Regions from separate parts of the Homo sapiens genome. Here region 1 is linked to region 2. Evidence: chromatin contacts called from ENCODE POLR2A ChIA-PET data. All regions are on one chromosome and are shown on one strand. Each heading gives the region's core, a stretch centred on a gene start or an enhancer-like site at or near the end of the contact. The rest is flanking DNA. Distances are from core to core; before and after follow the strand shown.

Region 1 (6,722 bases), core at 3,662-6,161, 2.3 Mb before region 2:
TGAATATTTGAATATTTTCTAACCTGTCCCTGATCCTAAATAAAACAAAGAACCTGTTCTAGAGGAGTGATATTCAAAGTATTAGACATATAAGACATTTAACATCTAGAAAACCAAATTATATTTTGCTCAATTCAATTCTAATCCAATTATGGGTAAAAATAAGTCACAAGACAAGTTTTATGTCTATCTTAGGAGATGAACTAGAATTACTTAATTCCAGCTGCCTTCTCAATAATCACACCAATGATAAAAACAGAAAGTAGAAAGCTAAATAATCAAAAGAATTTCAACTCAGTGCACACTTACAAGGTACCACACACGATGTTCTCTCCTTCAATCTGTTAAACATTCCCAAGTTTCAAAATCACAGAACTAGAATGAACGCATATCATACCACCCAGTTCAGCAACCAACAGTTTATTAAAGAAACACAGCCAAGGCACATTCAGAGTGCCATAGGAGATAAAACAGAAAGACACAGATTCTCACCATCAGGAAACTTACAATCTGGCTGAAAGAATGGTCAAAATAACACAACCTTTCTGAATTACTAACAGGTACAAAAAGCTATACGATAAATATGTCCATTGTATTCATATCCATTTCATGGATAATTTTTCTGTATTAGTACAGGCATATCATCTAAAGAAAACATAATACTTAGAAGAAACTAATTAGCTTACAAATTTACATTCTAAATGTTTCCAACAAACTGGATAGGGCCCAGGAATATGTACTGAGAAACTAGTTCTGTTCTGGTATTAACAAGAAGGGAGGGGTGGACAGGTTACTAAAGCTGCCAGGCCACAATGTCAACTACAACGTGGAAAAGACTAGCCAAAGAATGGCAAGTGTTTTTATTTCGTAAAAGCCAGTTTCAATTAACTGGTTAGTGACTACCTCAAGCACTCCGCTGAGACTGTTAAGATTCCTTTAAGTAAAAAGCTATGTCCTGTGTTCGTTGCCCTCAGAAGTTGGATGTATGTTTGAGATGGTGCTACTGACTTAACATAAGAGTGTTCCCCGGGTTGTTTTTCCAGTCTCACTTGTGATCAATGCCGGCAATTCAGCTCTCAACAGCTATAAAACACTACTGTGTAACTAAGTACTTCCCTGATTCTGAACAACAGATAATAACACCTAACACTTGATGTTTCTTATAAAGCTGGCACTGTTCTAACCACTTACCCCGTATTAACGCATATAATCCTCACAACAACCTCTCTGATACAGATTCTACTATCACCACCCCTGTTTTACAGAGGAAACAATGAGGCACTAGTTACCAGGTAGAAGAGCTTGCCCAAGGCTTTAAAGTGGGTGACACAACCAGAACCTGACCTTAAGCAGTCTGGCTCCAGAACTACTTTTTAACCATTCTGCTTACTGCTTCTTTGTCAACTGTACAGTGATCAAACCCAGACTTCAGTTATGTTAGTGCACTGTGTAAGCCAGGTGCCTGGGCTTCAGGAGAGTGTAAGTCAATGTTTTAGCTGCAGTCCTGAAATGTTTACTCCCTCCAAGGGGCACGGATTCTGGCGAATTGCACTCAAATTACCCATACCTTGGCCATCGGTACATTACCTCATTTGACATATATTTTAAATCAAAACAATCTCAAAAATCATCGTTCCACCACATAAAATAAACCCTCTGTCTAGAATGCTCAGGGAATGCAGGTTTTAGGGTTAAGACAATTCTCTCATTAACAGAACATTAGTCAGAAAATTAGAAGAGAGGTGGTGATTCCTAAAACGTAAGTCATGGAGAGATCAGCACTATGAAGAGAAAATCTGACAAGTGGTAATTTTAACGGGCTTTGCAACTGTTATTCTGAGCATCACCTCTCACAGTACAGGGGTGTAGAAGGCACATGGCACATGAGATTTAACTGAATGGTAAATACTAACCACCCTCACCGCCGCCACCCGCCCCCAGCACTAGTAGGAGGTTGATATTCTGAATAAATGCCACTTCCCAAGGGATTTACTGAATATGTCGTCTTATTAATCTTAAGAGAACATAAGCTTGGCAAAAAACAAACAAAAAAAAACAGACTTCAAGGAGTAACAGTACAAACTAATTTTTACATATGCTATACATATTACACTCCAATGTGTAGATTATCTTCAAGTATTTCCACTGCACCCTTTTACACATCACTGCACTTCAGATCACATACATTAAACCAACCGCTGGGCTTGTCTCCAAATTCAAAATACAGGTTATCAAATGAAATTCTGTATTTTTTGTATTTCCATCCCCAGTATCAACAATGTAACAAGAAATTTACACTCAAGCTTCTAAAGTAAAACATACAGACAATAGAACTACCTATAAAATAAAACTTAAATGGAATATTAACAGTCTGAAAGAACTCTTAGGAGGAAACCGTAAGTTAAAAGAAAAAGCATTCCGGTTGTTGAAAGAATGTTACTGACAGTGGTTAACAGGCTATGTTCCCCCAGCAACAAAGGGGTGGAGGACATGCACGCGCATTATATAATATGAATACACGATTGTTAGTCTGCATCTTTAAGCTTAATGTCTTTCTTATATTAAAGTTTTTAAAAGTTTTAATATATTCCTTCCAAATGAACCTCCTTGCACCCCACCTTGGAGGCCCTAATACTTACAAAATTCATGATTTCTAATCTCCTCTAGTCCCAGACTTAAAGGAACAAAATAAATCGTTTTTCCTAATACAGAATATTTTAAATGAACTACCATTAATAGGAATCATCATTTTTTTCACCAAAGGGCCAAATTCCCAGCTCTACATTTCCCATTCCTAAACTTTGTTTGCAATGAGGACTCATATAAATATTTGGGTTGTGTGCTCCTTTTTAAAGCAAGAAGCAATGACACCAGGTGTAAAGGCAGTGGTGTCATATAATCAAGACAATGAGACAGGTATTTACGGTTGGCTATTTATTAAACAGCTCTTTCGAGACTTAACCCAATGAGACCTATTAATTCCACCCATATGGTGCTTACCCTCCTCTGACTCCTGAAACTTCTTGTGTATGCATGAAAAGCCAAGGGCCATGAGAAACAGAGCAAGTCCCTTCTGTGTACTCATAACCAAATTTTTATGACGCACAAATTAAGCTCACTGCTTGAAACTTATAGACCACGTAACAGAAACCACAAAAAGGAAACTAAGTCCAGTAAGAGTAGTAAATATTTTTGTTACAATATTTTTTATTGGGTTACCCCTAGCTGCAAATTTCTTCCCCAGTTTTAGCTCTCTCCAGCGCAAATTTATTCTCAGACAGCAGGTCACGAGGCTCCGTCTTTAAACCCGCCTCAGTGCTATTGGCCACTGCCTAAGAGTGCTCTTCCACTTCACCCACTGATAACCTGTATCAAAACAACCCCAGCTGGGTCCCCTTCAGCCTTCTGAAGCAACCTCTCTAGAGCGCTCTTTGGCCTTTTATAGTGGAGGCATGTGATGAGAGTATTTGCACCAGCTGTTTCTAATTACCTCTCAAGCTGGGGCGAATGACTCAGCAACCCAACTTTTTAGAGAGTCATCCTACCTTGTTAACCAACCAACATACCGAACAACAGTAAACCACTTGACAGAAACATAGGTTAAACAACAATACAAGAATCACTACGCCAAAGTCACCCTACTCCAAGCTGACTCACCGGGAGCCTTTCTTCCCTAAGCTTCTTCAAGATGTCCAAAGGCAGAAGTGGCAAGTGCCTTCAAGCCCAGCCCAGCCCTTGCACCACTACCCAAAGACCAGGAAGAAGCAAGCCGACCTCTTCCCATTTCTCTGCTTGACTATGTGAAGCGCTCAAGTGCTCTGCCACTAACACATCTGGGATTTCCACCCTTTATCCTTCTGAACTGCATTCAATGCAGACCCTCTGATGTAAAGGGTGTTCAAATACATGATCAAATTCCCATAGCATCATCCATGGGTAACAGTCCCTACCCCTACACAATTCTCCAAAAAGCAAAGCATCCTACAAAACATTCTTTGTTCCTCCAAGCATGACATTGTAGCTCGTTTTCCTCATACACGTTCTTTCACAATTACTACTACACTTTACCTGGAATCAGCACAAGTTTAACGCAGAAGCCTCACTCCATAAAAGCATTCCGCACAATTCTACTCAATGACATGAAACTGCCGTGTAAGAATGAGAAAGCAACGGCACTCGTGTTACATTACACGAGCACAAAGCTGGTGTCTCCAGAATCAACGCCCACTCTCACCATATTGTGCGAGGCTTAATTACAACGCGTGGGCAAAACTCCAACAAAGGGAGTCCTGGGCTCTCCGGTCCCCAAAACCAGTCTTCGCTAAATCCAGCTCAGCACGGTGGCCTTCTCTCCCCAGCCACAAACTCGGCTTTTCTTACGCGATTCCACGCGCGACAGCCACCGGGCTGAGTAGACGCGAGGCTGGGCATGCGGTGGGAGGCGGCGGAGGACAATACGGGGCCCCAGCCGCGAGGGCGGTGCTGATGTGTCACAGCCCGGGCGGGCCGCGGGCGAGGGGCCGGGCTGGCGCCCGAGGGCAGGGAGGGGGGTGGGGCAGGGACCCCGCGGCCCCCAGCCCCCGCCCGCCCCGGGTAAAGTACGGCGCGCGCGGGTAAACAACAGCTCCGGCAGTGCAGGGGGTTCGGCCGCCGACGGGACGCCCCTTCCGGCGTCGCGGCCACTTCCAGGATCCCGGCCGCCGGCGCCCCCCGCGGGCCCCGATACGTGCCCCCCGCGCCCCGCCCAGCCCAGAAAGAGCCGCCCCCGGCCCGCCCGCGCCTTCACTGGACCTGTCCGCCGGCCTCCCCTCACAGGCCCGCGGCCCTGACCGCGCCAACCCTCCCGGAGAAGGGCCGGCGGGACGGCCGAGCCACTCACCAGAGCTGAGGCGCGGCGCGGCCCGACTGACTGAAGCGAGAGCGCCCGGCGGGCGGCGAGGGCAGCGGTCAGGTGACTCACTCCTTCCGCGCGGCCAGCCGCCCCCTCCCTTCTGCGCCGCTCTGCTGCCGCCACCTCGCGGCGCCAAAACCCCGCCCGCCCGCTGAAGGCCCCGCCCCCGGCGCCGAAGCCCCGCCCTGCCGCCCTCGAAGCCTCTGTCAGCGAACGAGCGCGCGCAATAGCGCGGGGCAGGGGTCGCCGCGGCCGGAAGCCCACGCGGGGGGTTGCAGGGACGGGTCGTAAGGGGCGGGGCGGGCCTCGAGGAGGCGGCGGTGGGGTCCCCGGACCTCCGCGCGTGGCACAGCCCGCATCCTGAACTGACTCCCACTCGAGGACCACCTCTCCTCTCCCTTCTGAGGGCGGAACGGAAAGGCCAAGCGCCTCCTCGCCTCGGGAGCTGCAGGACGCCCTAATTCAGCCGAGTCGCCGCGTGCCCGGGTGCCCGCGAACAGCAGGAGAGAGGACGGGCGCTGGCCCCACAGGGGTCGCTTTACCCCTTGAAGAGCTCCTCGCTGCCTGCCCTGGGGGTGGTGGGCGTCCAGGTTCACAGGGTACTTGAGCTTGCTGGGGTGGGGGTGTGTATGAAGTGCGTCCAGGGTTTTGTGGAGCGCGTCTAGCAGTTGCTCTACTTCTTACTGACAGTGAAACAAGGGCGCCCACGACAGGTGTTCCCTTTTCGCTGTCGCTGCCAGGAAGCTTCCAGCCAGGTTCAGCGCCCAGTGGTGTCAGCCGGCCCATCTCGAGCCTTGGTTCCGCTGTCATCTTCTGGTGCTTATTCTGGTGTTTATCCAACTGTCCGTTTTGAAATTATGTTCCCAAGCCATTTAACACCTCTGGAGAACCAAAGCACTGGCTGTCAGCGGAGCGGGATGCACGCGCAGCGGAGGGGACTGGGCACGCCAACCCCACGAGGGTTCCTGCGGAGATGACACGGACCTTGAGGTCTGAAGCCAAAGGACGATTTGTGTGAAGGGATTTTATTGTTAGCTTTGGAGCCAGCAACAAGAACACAGCCCTGGAGTTCCCGGGGCAAAAAGGATACCAAGATAATAATTCAGGTATTACGACTAACATGACTGCATTTGCACCCACAGGCTGTGGGACTTGGGGACGTTTGAGCTACATCCAAAATACATGAGAAAATCACACAAGTGAAATTGGATGAGAGTGCGAGGGGTGAAGTGATACATTATGACCTAGAATTAGGGGAGGCTTCCTGGAGCAGGTGACATTTGCATTGGGTCTTGATTGGGAAGAGTGGAACCCAGCAGTCTAGATAGGGTCCAGAGGTAGGAGGTACCTCGCATCCCAGGCTGCCTCAGTTCATGGTGAGAGTGCAGATATTTAGTGAAACAGGAGGAAAGGACACTTGGAAATACACCATGAAAGAAGGATTGAAGTTCTTGCAGACACATGGGAGTGTCCGAGGCTTTATTCTCCTTCCACCTTGAGCCAGTGGAATTGCAGTGTCTTTTTTCTACACCTATGCAGTTTTTTCTACACCTGTGCAGTTTTTTCTAGGGGAAGATCAGACCCTCCTCTTTGGGAGGAACTCTTGCTTCTTTAGATAATAGCAGTGACATTTTCTAGCCTGAAAATTATGATGTATGCCCTGATAGGTTTAATTATTTGAGAAGTTCTCACAAAGGTATACAGATGTGCTAAGAGTATCAAGTCAAGTGAGTGACTCTCAAGCTTCATTATGGGGAAGAATATTTGGTTTGCTTGTTAAAATGCAGATTCCGGCCGGGAGCAGTGGCTCATGCCTGTAATCCCAGCACTT
Region 2 (6,854 bases), core at 3,971-6,470:
TGGGACTTAGAATCAAATCATCATTCAGCCAGTAAGTGACAGTGCATTGTCACTTCCTCTTTCCAGCTTGATTTAAAAGAGTAAGAAGCAGAGACGTAGGAAGAGCAACACCTCCTAAGTCAAATAAAGTGAGAAAAACCTGTAATGTATTTACTTGAACCCAGGTCTAGGAGTGTAACACAGATAACTGCTCTTCCACCTGTTAGTCCCTGACTAGGAAAGGTGTGTATGAGAGAGGTATGTAATAGTGTATGGAGAGTCTGAAAAAAGAAACTGTATGTTTTCTTCCACTGACCACATAAGCAACTTGCAATGACCCCAACATCATGGGTAGGAGATAATTACATTGATCAAGAAGCTACAGTTTCCATTTCCCTACTTGCCAGGGGTGAGACTGTAACCAACTGATATTTATCAGCTTTATGTGAACTTACTTCCAGTTCTTACCTTATTTACCAGAAGAATGTATTTAACATGGAGAGACCAAATAGTTTTGAGGAAGACTATAATATTTTAGAGCTTGAGAAAGGTGATGTTAAGATACAATCTTAACTGTAAAAATATATATACATAATTATAGAACCGAGAAACAACTCCTACTACAATTACAGCTACTACTCATTAAGTAATTTGAAAACTTTGCTTGAAATTTGCCATTATGAAGGAAGGGAAAGAAAACCTCAAATGTTTCAAATTACTTTCTGCTGGAAATTCCTGATTTTCCATGTGTTTCTAGTAAGGTTTGATTTTTGATGATTTTTGGAAAATAAGGAAAAATAGAACTCAAGTAACTCATAAAAGCAAGTAATATGTGCATAATTGTGTGAGAAAAGCTAAAACAACATTTCACAGCTGGTCAGCATAAAAAATGACTTGTCGGTTTTACTTTACAGATAACACCTGTATGTCTTAAATAATACATATGTACATTATTCATTTGAAGACTTCTATATAGTATAAAATTACTGTGTATAAAAAATGAAAATCTGGCTTTCTAGAAATATATTTTCTATAATATTAAGTAAAACAGATTCTAAAGCATATGTTATCCATCACAATAGATAGATTGTTTTGTAATATGTCCTAATCAGATAGCAGAGAAGATGGTTTCGAGTTTTATCAGGCATTCAGTAAGGTTTCCCGAGGGGCAAAATAAAAGAATCTCTACAATGCAGGTCTCTAGAAAGTTTTCTTCGTAAAGGCAGAGGATGGTTGGTTTAATCCCCTCTTCTATTATCTGAGCTCTAATTAGGATTTCTATCAAGCCATCAGTGCAGCCTAGAGGGAAACATGAGTTCAAGTGAGTACGTGTGTGGCACATGCATGCTGACATGTGCTGTGTGTACTAATGCATATGAGATTGGGTACACATGCATTAGTGCATCAGGGTCCATGTTCTGCCATTGTAAATATCAGAGGGGATGGACGGGGGGAAAAAGAGCTGGGGAAGGAGGGAAGAAGGACTATTTAAGTGTAGTTTCACCCTCTAAAAATGAAGAGTTCATATCAAAGCTAGAATCACTCCCAAAGTGTGACCTTTGGTTTTGAAGCAAAGCCCTCTAAAAACGAGAATTTGCAAAGCGAGTGTCACAAAAGGGAAAAGCTCACCCAGTGTCTTTAAGGCATTCATTCATGGTCCCACGCAGTAGTGGAGCTTAGTAGTGGAGATCTTACCCATAGAATCCACACACCCTGCTACCACCAAGGGTGCCGATACTAAAAGGGTTTCCAATTCAGCAGGCCTAGGGTAGGGATCTTGATGTGGGAAAGAAAAACGCAGAGTTGAAAGACTGTAATTCTTCTACATGGGAGGTAAGGAGCAGGTGTTTGGCCGGAAGGGAATATTTTACTGTCAGATATTTCCTCACTCTTACCATTAAAATCATAGTTTGGGGTGGGGGGTAGGAAATGACACTTTAGCAAATGGAAATTTGAGAAAATGCTACTTAAAAGAGTATACAAATTATGGAGTGGAGCTATATTGGAAATACAGGGCTCAGAGCACCTGCAGGAGTAATTCTCTTGCTTTCTCCCCCTCTATATTTGTATTTTCCAGTTTGTATTCTGTGCATCTATTATACAAACGGCTCCATCTCTAAACTGTGAGTTTCCTCCAGACATTACTCATGACTTGTTCATCTTCTCATGCCTCCAGAGAGCCTCATAAAGCACTTTGCAGTAGGACCTTGATAGATATTTGTTAAACTGGATACATTGTAAGAAGTGTTGTAGAATGAGCCCAAATTAGGAGCTGGGAGATTTAGGTTTCAGGACATTCGGCCACTAGTGGACTTTTTTATCCACAGGCAAGCCATTTTGGCCTCTGGGTCTCAGCTTTTCACAGTTAGATGGAGAAAGTTGCCCTACCTGATCTCCAAGATAAATTATAACATTCTGGAGTAGTAAGTCCTTCTTCCTTTTAGGAAATGTAAAATCATCTATCATGGTATTTGTGATCATATACTCTATAAATTCAGTGGAAATTTCTCATTAAATGTGCACAAATAAAACTGTTACTTTGAATGAGTAGCAGTTATTCTGCTTAAACATGATTGCTAATATATTTTTCCTTTCTACTGTAAAAATAAAAAGTTCAGCTACTTTTATCCAGTGCAAATTACTTCCTTAGAGTGACAGATAGTAATTTTTTCCACAACGTAGCAGCTCATCCTAATCCACTAGTGTAATGTTTTAAAAATACTACCAAATGAAGTTTCCAAAGTGTCCAAGTTACTTTCTAAAAAAAAAATTATATCGAAGTAGAAATTTTCTGAGATGTAAGAATTTATTCATTGTATTCATAAGATTTAGTATTTATTTCCTTGTGAATATATACCTCTAGTAAATATTCTGTGCTTGATATTCATGTTTGGAACTTTATCTGTGTCTATCCTGTTCTCCCCATGTATTTTTAAATATTTGAATAAACTGAGTACAAATGTCACTATATAATTAAACTTAAAGGCATAATATTCAGATTCAGGATTCAGCACGGTGTTTGTGAAAGAGGAGAAAAGCTTCATTAAGAAGAAAATTCAAGCCGTCACTGTGTCTCATCAGGTGGGAGAATCCCTGGAGGTTATGAGTTCAAGACCATCAAAGAAAAGAGAATCTGTTGGAATTTCCTGAAATCCTAAATAACAAAATCTATCTGTGAATGAAAATAATTGTAATTAACAAATTTTAACCACTGTCACCTAAAATGCCTATTAAAATGATTCTTTGGCATGAACAATGACAAAATTGTTAAATTTATTGAATCAAGGTTGTATTAGAAATGGTGTTTAGTGCCAAATATTGGACTCCTTTTCACTGTAACTGGTTAAAAAGATAAAAGTTTGCTATTTGTAGGTGCAAAGCAAGGACCACAAAAGAGAACGGCTAATGCAAGGCTCAAAGGCCTTGGTGGGATAGAGAAAATGGCTGGAACCTCCTATTCTGACCCATCCAGCTGTTAGCATTGGCCTGGGTCAACTGGCCACTGAGAGGCTGAGGCATTGTGGAATTATAAAGCAATGGCCTTCAGCAATAGTAACTTCCTCCCTGGTCCTGATGTATTTCAGAATCTATCAGGGGCTGTTGGGTGTCCCTAAGGCCCCAGTGATTTCTTTATTTATAAGTTAAAACAAGATGATACATCTGCCCCTCACAAGACTCCAGAGGGTGTTCCCAGGCACACGGCAATGGGTATTGTTGCCGGGCAATTCTGAAATTCCTTCCAGAGGATTATTGCCACTCTAAGAACCTCCATCAAGCTCTGGACCCTCATGGTTCCCTCCCAGAGAAAGCGATCAGCTTGGGGCCCCATTAAGGCACCCGCCCTGCTATCCCCAGCGTAGCCAAAGTTAAACGTAGAAAAAGATGGAAATGTACAAATTACACCACATTCATTTTTCACTGGTGCATTAGTTAATTAGCCTGAAGAATAATTTGGGCATGGAGGGAGCTCTTACCCCTACAGTAGAAGGTAGACCTTCTAACCATAAGTCGTCGGGTTTTCCTTCTCCCTTCTTAGAATGATAATTAGAGGAAACAAAGAGGTCAGAGGAAACGAGTAGCAGTGATAATGTCACCCGCGTACTAATAAGCACCAATCTTCCTTCCGCCAAAAGTATTCTTTTTCTTCTAAAAGGAATTTCTGAGAATGAAGGTAGGTCAAGGCCTATGGCGATAAGTGGTTGCTTTAGAAGAGACAAAAACAGATATAGGAATTTATTATTAAAGTATCATTTAAGCAAAAAATAAAAGTATGAGCGCAAAATTTTAAAATCTTTCAGGGAAAAAAAATGAGCGGAATTCCCTCTAAGAGTTAACTCTTTCTCGCTCTGCCTTTTTAGAGCAAAGGAAGTTCCAGTGGGCTGGGAGTAAGGGACAGATTGTGGACCCTGACGAAAGGCGTGCTGGAGAAAGCTGGGAGCCCGCCGTTCGCACACAAAGCTGCGGAGTTCCCAAGCGGCGGGCGTTCTCGCCCCGGGGTACCGCAGCGCGCCAGGAAGCGCCCTGGGCTCTCTGGCTGTCCAGCCGCTCTGCTGGTGGCCGGGAGAAGTTAGTCACCCGGAGCCCGAATCCGGCGAGCGTCAAAGCATCAAGAGGCTGGAGAATGGGGAGGGAGGAAACCGGGTGCCGGGACGGAGGGGAGGAAGCGAAGGGAACGCGGTGGTTAGGGGACGCACGGGAAGCTGAAAAGCTCTGGCTGGTGGATGGAGTTGCACGGTCTGCGAGGCCAGAGCGCACGGGTGTGCAAAGGGGAAAAACTTGCGGCAGGAACTTCCCACCGAGGGCGAGAAAAGCAGGCAAGAAGGAGGCAGGGAGAGACTTGAAACGTCTCAATAACTTTAACCAAAACACCCGTTCAGGAGATGAGGTAAGCCAAGGTTAGCCAACCCCAATTGGTTGTGAAATATCAGACAGACCCGGAGCCGCTGTGGCTTTAAAAGTGGCCAAGGAAATCTGTTTTTCTTGCCCCATTACTTTTTATTTTCCCCTCTCCCCTCCTACCACCTCGCCGGGTCCCAGTCCCTTCCTCCTACTTCGTCTCCCTTTCCTCGATCACCCTCCTCTTTTGCCCTCCCCCATCTGATTAGGCGCGGACTGGGAAGGGTGGGAGTGGTGGGGGAAGCTCTCCCTTTAAGAGGCAGCGTGCAGTGACGAACTGTTGAAATTGCCATTGCAGGATGGCATGCCGCTATAAATTCATTGTTCCACCTCCTCGCATCTTCACAGCGCTCGCGCTGCTCTCGGCGCTCGCAGCTGCCGACTGGGGATGACGGCGGGCAGGAGGAGACCGCAGCCGAAGGGACACAGACACGCCGCTTCACCAGCTCGCCTCAGGCTGCCCCCCTGCATTTTTGTTTTAATTTTTACGGCTTTTTCCCCTCTCTTTCTTCCCTTCCTCCTGGTCCCAGCAGAGCCAAGGAAACCCACAAAATAAGAAAGGAAGTGGGCCCCGGAGCTTGGAACCTCCACAGCCGGCTTGTCCAGCGCAGCGCGGGGGCGGGAGGCTGCGCGCACCAGTTGCCAGCCCGGTGCGCGGTACCTTTCCTTACTTTTCTTGAAACAGCGATCGTGCCTGCATTTGGTGGTTTTTTGGTTTTTGTTTTTTTCCTTTTCCCGTATTTGCTGAATCTCCACTATCCGACTTTTTTTTTTTAATCTTTTCTTTCCCCCCCCCCCCACCCCACCTCTTTCTGGAGCACGAATCCAAACATTTTCCCAAGCAACAAAGAAAAGTTCGCACGCTGGCACCGCAGCCCGGACAGGCTGGCGCTGCTGCCGGGCCCCCCTCCCTCCGACACTTGACTCAATCCTGCAAGCAAGTGTGTGTGTGTCCCCATCCCCCGCCCCGTTAACTTCATAGCAAATAACAAATACCCATAAAGTCCCAGTCGCGCAGCCCCTCCCCGCGGGCAGCGCACTATGCTGCTCGGGTGGGCGTCCCTGCTGCTGTGCGCGTTCCGCCTGCCCCTGGCCGCGGTCGGCCCCGCCGCGACACCTGCCCAGGATAAAGCCGGGCAGCCTCCGACTGCTGCAGCAGCCGCCCAGCCCCGCCGGCGGCAGGGGGAGGAGGTGCAGGAGCGAGCCGAGCCTCCCGGCCACCCGCACCCCCTGGCGCAGCGGCGCAGGAGCAAGGGGCTGGTGCAGAACATCGACCAACTCTACTCCGGCGGCGGCAAGGTGGGCTACCTCGTCTACGCGGGCGGCCGGAGGTTCCTCTTGGACCTGGAGCGAGATGGTTCGGTGGGCATTGCTGGCTTCGTGCCCGCAGGAGGCGGGACGAGTGCGCCCTGGCGCCACCGGAGCCACTGCTTCTATCGGGGCACAGTGGACGGTAGTCCCCGCTCTCTGGCTGTCTTTGACCTCTGTGGGGGTCTCGACGGCTTCTTCGCGGTCAAGCACGCGCGCTACACCCTAAAGCCACTGCTGCGCGGACCCTGGGCGGAGGAAGAAAAGGGGCGCGTGTACGGGGATGGGTCCGCACGGATCCTGCACGTCTACACCCGCGAGGGCTTCAGCTTCGAGGCCCTGCCGCCGCGCGCCAGCTGCGAAACCCCCGCGTCCACACCGGAGGCCCACGAGCATGCTCCGGCGCACAGCAACCCGAGCGGACGCGCAGCACTGGCCTCGCAGCTCTTGGACCAGTCCGCTCTCTCGCCCGCTGGGGGCTCAGGACCGCAGACGTGGTGGCGGCGGCGGCGCCGCTCCATCTCCCGGGCCCGCCAGGTGGAGCTGCTTCTGGTGGCTGACGCGTCCATGGCGCGGTTGTATGGCCGGGGCCTGCAGCATTACCTGCTGACCCTGGCCTCCATCGCCAATAGGCTGTACAGCCATGCTAGCATCGAGAACCACATCCGCCT

Evidence for each region. ChIA-PET counts read pairs that join two places held with the same protein, here RNA polymerase II (POLR2A).
Region 1: POLR2A ChIA-PET joins it to region 2 with 7 read pairs in IMR-90. The contact joins the promoter of BACH1 here to the promoter of ADAMTS5 in region 2. POLR2A ChIA-PET finds 5 or more read pairs at or near these places in 2 of 52 experiments (BJ and IMR-90).

The regions. Positions count from the first base shown.
Region 1 is chr21:29,297,111-29,303,832 of GRCh38, reverse strand. It overlaps BACH1 (BTB domain and CNC homolog 1), which reads right to left and starts at 4,911. Exons shown (of 5, transcript NM_001186.4): 1 at 4,880-4,911. It overlaps LOC105369299 (a long non-coding RNA gene), which reads left to right and starts at 5,097. Exons shown (of 2, transcript XR_937652.3): 1 at 5,097-6,722. RefSeq lists silencers at 1,231-1,525, 4,477-5,386 and an enhancer at 3,137-3,246.
Region 2 is chr21:26,965,454-26,972,307 of GRCh38, reverse strand. It overlaps ADAMTS5 (ADAM metallopeptidase with thrombospondin type 1 motif 5), which reads left to right and starts at 5,220. Exons shown (of 8, transcript NM_007038.5): 1 at 5,220-6,854. The coding sequence starts at 5,917. It overlaps LOC124905050, which reads left to right and starts at 313. Exons shown (of 3, transcript XM_047441063.1): 1 at 313-388; 2 at 4,338-4,864; 3 at 5,224-5,652. The coding sequence starts at 313. The coding sequence ends at 5,652.